2 separate regions of the Homo sapiens genome follow, and region 2 is linked to region 1. Evidence: read pairs that join two places in POLR2A ChIA-PET (ENCODE). Cell type or tissue: A673. All regions are shown on one strand. Each heading gives the region's core, and the rest is flanking DNA. Links, peaks and the distances in the headings are about the cores only.

Evidence for each region. Peaks named below come from ENCODE experiments on the same cell type or tissue, not always from the same donor. Only the 100,000 strongest peaks of a DNase experiment are listed, where the experiment ranks them.
Region 2: POLR2A ChIA-PET joins it to region 1 with 5 read pairs; 23 of 35 experiments call an interaction of 5 or more read pairs at or near these places.

Annotation. Positions count from the first base shown.
Region 1 is chr6:26,289,834-26,295,804 of GRCh38, forward strand. The region is part of intron 1 of LOC124901287 (a long non-coding RNA gene); the gene reads left to right. Among named protein-coding and RNA genes, the nearest start is that of TRX-CAT1-2, 6.3 kb to the left of the region's middle. RefSeq lists a cis regulatory region at 5,923-5,971 and an enhancer at 5,963-5,971. In A673, for the core only: no CTCF peak of the experiment used is centred there; no DNase peak of the experiment used is centred there.
Region 2 is chr6:26,148,324-26,154,294 of GRCh38, forward strand. No RefSeq gene overlaps it. Among named protein-coding and RNA genes, the nearest start is that of H1-4, 5.0 kb to the right of the region's middle. In A673, for the core only: no CTCF peak of the experiment used is centred there; no DNase peak of the experiment used is centred there; H3K27ac peaks cover 391 bases.

The DNA of each region.
Region 1 (5,971 bases), core at 2,023-4,522:
AGAGATTAGTAAATCCACCAGTAATATTATTAGAGCTAAGGCCTAATAGGTACATAATGTTTCCATGGTGACTCAACCATGCCTGGGATTGGACTGCAAGGCAACTGCCATTGAGCGATGTATCCTTGGTGATGCATAAAGGGAGTCCCTCCAATGGGGCAGTGTAATTGATACTATTGTTCTGACAGTCTAATAGTTCTGTGTCAGGGGGAGTTAGGGGTCCTGGGGTCCATGCTCCCTGATCACGATATACCTCAGGAGGAGTGTCACTCCAGAGTACAGGTCGCACTACTCAGGGGTTAGGAACATATGCCCGACATGTTTTTGCTTCTACACAGGGGAAACATACCACACAGGACACTACAGCTAGTATGGCCAAGAACATTGATTCAGGGGTTTTTGCCTGACCCTGGCACTCCAGCATTTTCTCAGCTTCCTGCATGGTTTTCTTGATCTGTCCCCATGTTATGAGGGTGGATGTCAATGTGACTCCAGTCGGCCCTTGTTCCATCTTTGCATTCAGATTCAACTGGCCTATGGCTTGTACTGGGGGAACCGGGCCCATGGTTGCGATCCACGGATCCCTCCAGTCTCCCGTTCCATGGTTGCACGTACCTGGAGGGCACCTACACAGTTTGTCCATCTCCTGTAAAAACACAAGCATACCCTCATCCCCACATCAGCAAATCCACTGGGCCTTTCCTTTGTCCTTCTTCTGGGGATTTCCATAACACCTTTGGATAAACTTGCCTCTTTCCCTCTAACACTTGCCAATGTTGTTCTGCTAGAGTCTTACCATCCATACCAGGCATCAAAAAATTTAAAGTAAACAAGACTAAATGTAATTTTGTTTAAGGTGGTAGCTGGTCTCCTATTCCCCCTTTTTTTCTCAACATACGCTGTAGTGTTTGATGTGCCCGCTCTATAATGCCTTGTCCTTGGGGATTGTAAGGAATTCCTGTTTTATGAATGATTGCCCATAACTGTAAAAAATTTTGAAAAGCATGACTAACATAAGCAGGTCCATTGTCAGTTTTTAATTGTTTAGAGACCCCCATATGGGCAAATGACGACAAACAATGCCATTGGACATGGCCAGCAGTTTCCCCTGTTTGACATGTGGCATGTAACATATTGGAGTAGGTGTCTATAGTCACATGAACATAGCTAAGTTTGCCAAAGGCTGCTGTATGTGCAACATCCATCTGCCAGATTTCATTTGGAGCCAAGCCTCGTGGGTCGCATCCTTCCACGGGTGCAACACCAGGGACATGCTGACAAGTGGAGCAGGCTTGCACAATAGCTTGAGCTTGACTGCAAGGCAGATGAAACATATGAGTAAGGGCAGAGGTGTTTTGATGCAGTAATGCATGGGAAGCTTGGGCTTGTTGGAATACAGAACCAATTAATTTATCTGCTTTATCATTACCTTGAGATAGTGGTCCAGGAAGTTGCGTATGAGAGCGAATAGGAGCAGCACAAGAGAGAATAGCTTGCTGAAGTCTTAGAAACAAATTAAGCAGCTCTGGTTCTAGGGTGCCCTTAATAGTGGCAGTCTCAATGCAACTAGCTGCATTTACAACATAGGCTGAATCACAAACAATATTAATAGGAGATAAAGCCGTGAGCTCTAAAACCTGAATAACTGCGATTAACTCTGAGCATTGAGCTGAAACTCCAGAGATCTTTATTGTTTGAGTATGTTTAGTTGCATAAATAGCTGTGCGGCCTTTGTAAGAGCCATTGGTAAAATATGTCTTTCCACCTGGAATGGGCTTGTGATGGGTAATTACAGGGAGGATAAAAGGGTGAACTTTATAAAATTGCAAAATCTTGTCTGATGGATAATGGTTATCTATTATTCCCACAAAATCTGCAAAAGCAATTTGCCATGCAGTCGACATTTCCCATGCTGCGGCCTGTTGTTGGGAATCCAAGGGAACAATAATTTTATCAGGATCATATCCCGTAAGCATTTTTTACCTGTGCCTACCTATTGTTATAAGTTGAGTAATTAAAGAAAGATAAACTTGCAAAGATTTCACTGTCAGATTGAATAAAAAAAAAAAAAGCCTTTATATTACCATTACAGATTTGTCTATGAATTGGCCTAAAAATCCTGATGGAGAATGGGGGGTAGGAAGAATAAACAAAAGCAAAGGCTTTTGTGGCTGTAGCCGGGAGGCATGTTGTTGCTGAAGGATCTGTTCTACACGCTGTCACTCAGCTTCTGCCTCGTTAGTAAGTTGCCGAGGAGAATCTAATGAAGAATCTCTTTGGAGGGTTTGATAAAGGTGTGTGAGTTGGTAGATGGCAATACCTAGCATCAGGCACAGCCAATTGATATCCCCTAATAATTGTTGGAAGTCATTCAGAGTTTGTACCCTCTCCCTACAGAGAGTTACTTTCTGAGGCCGAACACTTCTTCCAGTAACAATAGTACCTAAGTACTGGTATGGGGAGGTTGTTTGCACCTTTTCAGGAGCTATTTTGAGATTCCATGCAGTCAAGACTCATTTTATTTCCCTGAATAACTGATGTAACATTTGATCTGTAGGAGCGGCCAAAAGAATATCATCCATATAATGAATGATGTAGGCATTGGGAAATATATTGCGAGGCTCCTTTAAAGCTTTTCCTACAAAATGCTGACATAACATAGGACTGTTGAGCATGCCTTGGGCTAAAACTTTCCACTGAGAGCGAGAGACAGGCTCTCTTTGATTAATAGAAGGCACAGAGAAGGCAAATTGAGGCTTATCCTTTTTGTGTAATGGTATATTAAAAAAAAAACTCTTTAAGACCTATTACTACAAGAGTCCAATCTCTTGGAATGGCTGCTGAGGATGACAGACCTTGCTGTAATGCACCCACTGGTTTAATCTGTGCATTTAATAGCTCTCAAATCATGTAGCAGTTGCCATTTTCCTGACATTTTTGGATCACAAATACAGGTGAATTCCAGGGGCTGACTATTCTGTATGTTCTGCTTCCAGTTGCTCTCTCACTAGCTGATGGAGTTGCATCAGTTTCTCCTGTGATAGGGGCCATTGATCCACCCACACAGGTTTGTCAGTCAGCCACTCTAGCGGCAAAGCAGTGGGTGGAGGAGAAATACCAATGACCCCCACCAAAAATCCTGATGACCTAGCCCTTTTCTGTTTTGTCCAGTTATTGATATTGGATCAGGGTTTCCCTGCAGGGGCTTTCCTAAGCCTTTTCCACTCTGAATCCCATTTTCTTTAACATTTTAAATCCTGGATTATCAATAGTTTCCTTTTTAAGTCTCATGTCCCATGCTGTCAGTAAATCTCGGCCCCATAGATTAACAGCTATATTTGCAACATAAGGTTGAAAAGTACATGACTGTCCATGTGGTCTGAGACAGGATAAAATCTCAGCACTCCACTGAACACTTTGAGCTTTCCTAGTCCCACTAAGGATGTAGAAGTTAATTGCAGGGGTCAAGATGGTGGGCCAATAGTGTTTGGATATTACTAACACATCAGCTCCCGTATCCATAAGCCCATAGAACTTCTTTCCTTTAATTTGCACTGTACAGGTGGGTCGATTAAATGCTATGGGTTGTGATAGATAAATTTACCGCCTAGTTGTACTTCCAAATCCTTGATTCCCTCGTTTTTCCTTTCATGGGGAAGGGTGCAACTTGCAGGGAATAAGCAATAGTTGAGCAGTATATTCTCCCAGTTCAAAAACCCAAAGATCTTGTGACATTACTACTACTTGAATTTCTCCTTCATAATCACAGTGAACAACTCCGGGGACCATGGTAATGCCCTGTAAGTTAAGACGGCTTTTGCCCAAAATTAATCCCATATATCCTGTTGGCAAAGGTCCCCAAATACCAGTGGGAATCTTCGTGGGTTTGTCTCCTCCAACAAATGTAACCCGTTCTCTGACTGGAAGATCTAATCCTGTGCTTCTGGGTGTTCCTGGGGAGAGGGAATCAATGTTCTTCTGGGAACCCATCCCTGAAATGGGGCTGTGGCCTGGATGGGGAATGCCCTCATTGTTTGAGGGGCCCGGATCCAGGCCCCCTTCTCGTTTCCCGACAGGGGGGTGCTATTCTGATGAAATTTTGAGCGGCATTGATTAACCCAATGATTTCCTTTATTACAACGAGTGAAAAGTCCTGGCATTTTTTCTGTCTGGGGGAACTGCATTATAAGATCCTCTCTGCCCAGAGGTCTGATGGCATTCTTTTTTGAAATGTCCAATTTTTCCACAATTATAACATTTTCCTACTTTAGGGCTTGACCCTTGGCCCTTTCTAGATTTGTTACTACTAAATTAGCCATTGCTTGAGCCAACATTGTAGAATGATGGAGTTCAGTTCCCACATCCTGACAGGCTTTGAGAAATTTTCCTAAGATCTTTGCAGACCTCACAGGTGCCAGAGCACGTTTACAATCTGCACTTGCATTTTCAAAAGCTAGAGTCAAAGTAAGCATTTCTGCAGCAGCGGTATGAGGAATCTGATGCCTCACTGCCTCTTGTAATTGTACAACAAAATGTGCATAGGACTCCTGCGACCCTTGCATAACTTGTAGAAAAGATTGTACTGGGACTCCTTGCTCTGGAATGGTGTCCCAGGCGCGTTTAGCAGCCAAGGCAGACTGCTTGTAAGCAGTGCCTGGGAGTGTCAATTGTCGCAGCAGATCTGAATAAGGGCCATTACCCAGTTGCATATCCTCTGTAATGTCCCCGTGTCCAGCAGCACGATTCTGTCTAGTCTGGTCTGCACACAGTTCTAGCCAGTTTAAATTCCATGTCAGATATGCACTACCAGACAAACAAGTGTGAGCCAAATGCTTTATATCAAAGGCTGGAAGGCACATAGCACCGAGTACAGATTCTAGCAATCCTAAAGTAAATGGGCTCTGTATTCCATTATTAACTACACTAGCTTTTAATTCCTTCAACAACTTAAACTCTACCGGGGTGTGTTCATAAGTAAACTGCTGTGGATTATTCAGATTGGGCCTTACGGAAATAGGAAAAGCGCAAGGTCCTAGGGGCTCTCCAGCTATGGCAGCAGCGCAGAGAATTCTTTGTGTTGGGGTCTCTTTCTGCTACTGAAGGAGGCGGTATAGATGTTTCTGCTATTGGGGGGATGGTACAGGCCAATTTTCGTCCTTTCCTGTTTATCATTTTCTTTTCTTTTCTTTTTTTTTTTTTTTTGAGACAGAGTCTCGCTCTGTCACCCAGGTTGGAGTGCAGTGGCACGATCTCAGCTCACTGCAAGCTCCGCCTCCCGGGTTCACGCCATTCTCCTGCCTCAGCCTCCCAAGTAGCTGGGACTACAGGCACCCACCACCACGCCTGGCTAATTTCCTTGCATTTTTAGTAGAGATGGGGTTTCACTGTGTTAGCCAGGATGGTCTCAAATCTCCTGACCTCACGATGCGCCCACCTCGGCCTCCCAAAGTACTGGGATTACAGGCGTGAGCCACTGTGCCTGGCCTCCTGTTTATCATTTTCAATGCATGCTGTGGGTGAGACAAAAGATTCTTTCAATTTTTGAGATTCAGAACATGGCTCCTGTGGTCCAGCAGAATAAGAAGGGGACAATGGCAGAAGGACAGTACAGACTAAACCCCAGAGAAAACAGAAGGATCAACTTTGAGACCTTTTTGATGAGCCCGTTTTAATCTGTCTCCTACTGGGTCCCAATTTTCCACATTGAGGGTGCCTGTCTGTGGAAACCATGGGTTATGCATAATAAACTCCTGCAGAAGCTTAGTTAGTGTTTGAGAGCTAACCTGAGCATTAAGCAACTGCACATAATGTTGCTCCTCCATAGACAAATTCTGCCCCATGTTACCCTGATTCAGAAACTTCCCGCTCCCAGTACCTCCTCAGGGCACTGACTTTATATCCTCCTCTGGCTGACTCGTCCTGGGGTTCCTCGTTCATCTGATCAGTTTCACTTTCTCTGCTCCAGCAGACC
Region 2 (5,971 bases), core at 1,292-3,791, 140 kb before region 1:
TTAATAAAAGTTCAGATAATGGAGAGAAGGAGAGTACAAAGGGAATAGTATCTGGATGTCCAGGACACTAAGCAGACATTTTTTAAAAAATAAACTTTATCATATTTTTAAGAAAAACACATTGTTTGTTTTTGTTTTTTGTTTCTTTCTTTGAGACAGAGTCTCACATTGCCACCCAGGCTGGAGTGCAGTGGCAGGATCTTGGCTCACTGCAGCCTCCACCTCCCAGGTTCAAGAGATTCTCCCACCTCAGTCTCCTGAGTAGCTGTAATCCCCACCACCATGCCCAGCTAATTTTTTTGTATTATTAGTAGAGACAGAGTTTCACCATGTTGGCCAGGCTGATCTTGAACTCCTGACCTCAAGTGATCCGCCCACCTCAGCCTCCCAAAGTGCTGGGATTACAGGCGTGAGCCACCGTGCGCAGCTCTAGAAAGATGTTGTTTGTTAAAAAAGAAATCCATGCTGACAGTAGAAATTTTGAAAACACATAAAGGTTTAGATACAATAATAAAAATAATTTGTATTTCCACCACTATGGAGACTCTCTATATCACAGTTTGGTGTTTTGCATTGTTTCTTTTTACCACCTATGAAAAGTATTCTTTTTTTTTTTTTTTTTTTTTTGAGACGGAGTCTTGCTCTGTCACCCAGGCTGCAGTGCAGTGGCGTGATCTCCGCTCACTGCAAGCTCCGACTCCTGGGTTCACGCCATTCTCCTGCCTCAGCCTCCCGAGTAGCTGGGACTACAGGTGCCCGCCACCACGCCCGGCTAATTTTTTGTATTTTTAGTAGAGACGGGGTTTCACCGTGTTAGCCAGGATGGTCTTGATCTCCTGTCCTCGTGATCCGCCCGCCTCGGCCTCCCAAAGTGCTGGGATTACAGGCGTGAGCCACCACGCCCGTCGGAAAGTATTCTAACATGGCAAAATCCTAAGAGAATTATTTTTGCAAAAAATTGTGAAAAAAAGTTGCAAATAGAGTATACAATGTTTCTTATTTTCAGCAACTGTTTTCCTGTAATGTTAATGTTTTACATAACCATATACAATGATCAGAAATAGGAAGTAGACATTGGTAAAATATTAACTAAACTTCTGACCCATTCAAATATCACACATCTTCCCCCTAATGTTCTTTTTCTGTGTCAGAATCCTATTCTGGATCCCCCACTGAATTTAGTCACTGCTTGTTTCTTAGACTCTTTAAGTCTGTATTAGTTCTGCTGTCTGTTCTTATATTTATGATGTTCACACTTCTGAAGAGTGCTGATGAGTTATTTTGAAGAATATCCCTTGATGATTGTCCTTTTTTTTCCACTGGAGTGAGTTTCTGGGTTTTTGACAGGAAATACTACCAAAATGATAAAATGTCCTTCTCAATGCAATGAGTTTATGAAACACATATGCCTTGTTGCTTTGTGATGTTTACTTTACTTAGTTAAGGTGGTGATTGCTAGGATTCTTCAATGTAAACTTACTATCTTTTCCTTTGTAGTTGATAAGGTAACTTGGAGAAACAAATCATGCGTCTTAAAATTTGCCCACTAATTTTAGCATCCATTGATGGATTTTATGTGAAACAAGATCACTATATTCTTTGCCGGCCGGGCGCGGTGGCTCAAGCCTGTAATCCCAGCACTTTGGGAGGCCGAGGCGGGCGGATCACGAGGTCAGGATATCGAGACCATCCTGGCTAACACGGTGAAACCCCGTCTCTACTAAAAATACAAAAAATTAGCCGGGCATGGTGGTGGGCACCTGTAGTCCCAGCTACTCGGGAGGCTGAGGCAGGACAATGGCGTGAAACCGGGAGGCGGAGCTTGCAGTGAGCCAAGATCACATCACTGCACTCCAGCCTGGGCGACAGAGCGAGACTGCGTCTCAAAAAACAAAGAAACAAATATTGTTTGCCTAATGATCATTTTCTGTTTCCCTCCTGCCTACTACATTTACTAATTGGAATTATATTGTAAGGAAGAATTATCCCTTCTTTTTATTTATAAACATAAGTTAAAATCCAATATTTTTAATTTTTTTTTTAAGACAAGGTCTTGCTCTGTTGCCCAGGCTGGAGTGAGCGGTGCAATCACAGCTTACTGAAGCCTCGAAATCCTGGGTTCAAGGGATCCTTCTACCTCAGCCTTCCACGTAGCTAGTACTACAAGTGCAAACTACCACACCTGGCTAATTTTTTTTTTTTTTTTTACAAGGTTCATTTTAGCTAAATATTCTTTTTCCACCAGTGAGAACACTGACTGTCATTATATACAAATAGATAATTTTACTTATTTGCTTAATAGTAATGTGCACATAAAGTAGTTTCAGAATTGATAAACTATATTAATAACAAACACTTTTGCTAAATTATAGTATATACTATACTAATCCATATATATTAGATTACAGTGTGTATGTATATGTATATATGATTGATTTTTTTGTCTTTAGCCTTAAAGTATCCAAGTAAATTTTTTTTTTTTTTTTTTTTTTGAGATGGAGTCTTGCTCTATCACTCAGGCTGGAGTGCAGTGACGTGATCTCGGCTCACTGCAACCTCTGCCTCACGGGTTCAAGTGATTCTCTTGCCTCAGCCTCCCAAGTAGCTGGGATTACAGGTGCATGCCAAAACAGCTGGCTGATTTTTTTATTTTTAGTAGAGACTGAGTTTCACCATGTTGGCCAGGCTGGTCTTGAACTCCTGAACTCAGGTGATCTGCCTGCCTTGGCCTTCCAAAGTGTTGGGATTACAGGTGTAAGCCACCGTGCCTGCCCAGGGAGTATGCAATTAGTATTGTATTCCAATGTTACTTAGGTTAACTTTTATCTTCTTCCCTCCCTTAAATGTTACTATGTTATTAAGTTAATACAGCTTGGTTTATTTGTTTCATTCCTTGTATTCCATTTTGTATCCCCCATTTCTATCAGTTTTAATCGTTTGTTTAATAGTTTATTTTGCTGGCATATGAAACATTACTATAGTTGTAAGGGTCACTTATATGAAAAGGTATAGTCAAAAAAGTGTCATTCCCTTCTTATCCTTACTGTTTTTTCCCATTCCCCCTTCTTTCCACCTGTTTCTTTCTCATCCACCTCCCATAGGTAGTCAATGATTTTTAGTTTTTGGTTTAGTTTTCTATATTTCTTTTGCACAAATGAATAGAAAATTGTCTGTTTTCTTATACTCCCTTCTTTCTCAGCAAAGGTCATTATATTAAGTATATTCTTTTGGACTTTGCCTTATCACTTAAATGTATATCCTGGAATTGATACTAGTTCATAGAGATCTTAGTCATTTTTGTAGCTGCATATTACTGCACTGTGTAAATGCATCCTACTTTATCCAACCACTCTCTTATGTGGGGCATTAAAGTTTTTTGAAATATTTTATAATTCCAAACATTGCTGTGATGAATAACCATGGGTGTGCAAACCACAGTGTTAATTATTGACTTAAGTAAAAAGGAAACAATGTTGAAGATACTATATAGTCCATCTGTCTAGCATAAAGCACCTCTTTTCCAAACTCTATCTTTAATGAAACAATCATGGTAACATCATATTAAAATACAGAAATTCAGAATTAAGCTCTTTGACTGCAGAACTGTGAGGTAAAAGCAACCAAGCACAATCTTCTCTTTTATTTCAACTTTTCTGCAAATCACATTGTTCCCCTTAGTTCATAGTCATATTTGTAGCTGCATATTACTGCTATCATGTCCAAAATAAAAACAATTAGAGTGTCCCCCATTTTCCACCACTCAGGGTACCTTAGAGACTTTAAAAATGTCAATGATATCAAATTACTTTCTTAGCTCATTAAAGAATAACATACTTGATAATATTTTATGACTATAAAAGCTCAAGAAATTGCACAAGGAAGACATACTGTGGACATGTGAACAGGCACAGTAGAAATGTCTTTTACTAAGGGGCCTAACACACCAAGATTTGTGTATATAACTAAAACTACATGCAACGAAAACTGGTATTTTATATTCTATTCTATTTCACTAAAAAGAGAAATATTTTGTCCTTGACAACTAAACTGATTTCACAACTTTTCATGCTTGTTCAGACCTGTAGTTTGAGAAAACACTGTTTAATAAGCATACATGCTTTGAAGTAAAACCAACGTGTGCTGGAATCTGCAATGTACCTCTTACCAACAGTTTTCTCAAGAGAACTTGTTAACCTCTGCATGTCCATTTCCTACTTTGTAAAGTAGAAATACTATCCATAACAGAGGATTGTTACACTGACTAAGTAAGAATGCAGGTAACTCAGGCTGCAGCCCAGTTGTGGGGGAAAAAAAATTTCAGATAGCATGTAGTACAGTAGCCAACAAATGGGAAGGATGACTATCATTAAAAATGATAAAATGGATAAGGAATGTAGATGCTGTACTAGAGGATTCAAGTAGTCCATAAGCAGCCAAGGTTCAGTCTACCTTCTGTGGTTGGAAAATAATGACTCATTGGATGCTTAACTTTAGTTACTCTCCTTTCTCCTTCTTCAGCCCACTATAGTGGCCAGCCAGGTGTGAATCAAAGGAAGTCAAGATTGGACTAATGCTGTCCCCGTCTTTCCAATATATGGTCATATTCAGCATGGATATCTTTTCTAAGATCTCACAGACACGCCCAGAAATCCCTGGGAGAACTCACGTGACAGGAAGCACATTTGCCCTATTGGTCATCTCTAGTGAGTTCAGCAGAGTTGCCAAACTTGGCTCGGCATAAGAGTGGCATGAGAAAACTGATAAATATTCAGATTCTGAGGACCTACTGAAGAGTTATTATGTCAGAATAATCTTGAGCAAGGCCTCAGAATCTATGTTTAAAACACATGCATGACTGGGTGGTTCATACCTGTAATCCCAGCAGTTTGGGAGGCCGAGGCGGGTGGATCACCTGATATCAGGAGTTGGAGACCAGCCTGACCAACATGGTGAAACCCTGTCTCTACTAAAAATACAAAAATTAGCTGGGTGTGGTGGCGGGCACCTGTAATCCCAGCTACTTGGGCGGCTGAGACAGGAGAATCGCTTGAACCCGGGAAGTGGACTTTGCAGTGAGCAGAAATCGCTCCATTGATTGCACTCTAGCCTCGGTGACAAGAGCGAAACTCCATCTCAAAAAAATAATAACAAAATAAAAAATAGAACACATGCATGAACATGTGTGTGTGCACACACGCCTAGTTCTGAGATAGCCAGCCCGCTGACCAATAAGAAAGTAAGGCCTTTTGTTATTGTTCCTATTTCATCACCGACAAGTGTCAAATAGATGCTTGATTTCATAGTGGTCAATCCTCAATCTCTGTCACCAAGGCTCGAGAGCACGTTCACTGCAACCTCCGCCTTCCTGGTTCAAGGGCTTTTCCTGCCTCAGCCTCCCGAGTAGCTGGGATTACACCACCACACCTAACTATTATTATTATTATTATTATTATTATTATTATTATTTTATTTTAGCAGAGATGGGGTTTCACCTTGTTGGTCAGGCTGGCCTCGGACTCCTGATCTCAAGTCATCCATTCGCCTCAGCATCTCAAAGTGCTAGGATTACCGGCGTGAGCCACCTCTCCCAGCCCATGCATTTGGAGGCAGAGGCAGTGGTTGCAGTGAACCAAGATCGCGCCATTGCACTCCAGCCTGGGTGACACAGTGAGACTCTGTCTCAAAAAAAGAAAAGAAAAGTAAAGTAAAGAAAACACACCACACCTTAAGGAGGCAAGCAGTGGAAGTTGAAAGACCACAGAATTTGGAGAGTTTAACTCCTTCCTAGCCATGAGGAATACACTGGATAAAGTGAGGCATGTGAAAGCAAACTTCCATGTGTTGTGTAAGTTTCAGTCATTTACAGGAGTGGTTTTTGTTGTCATTAAATAGGTATAATATTACCATTCTGGAATCAAATGCCCATATAATCAGTTTCCCTAGTCTGTTTTGGAGATTTATCCATCTCCCT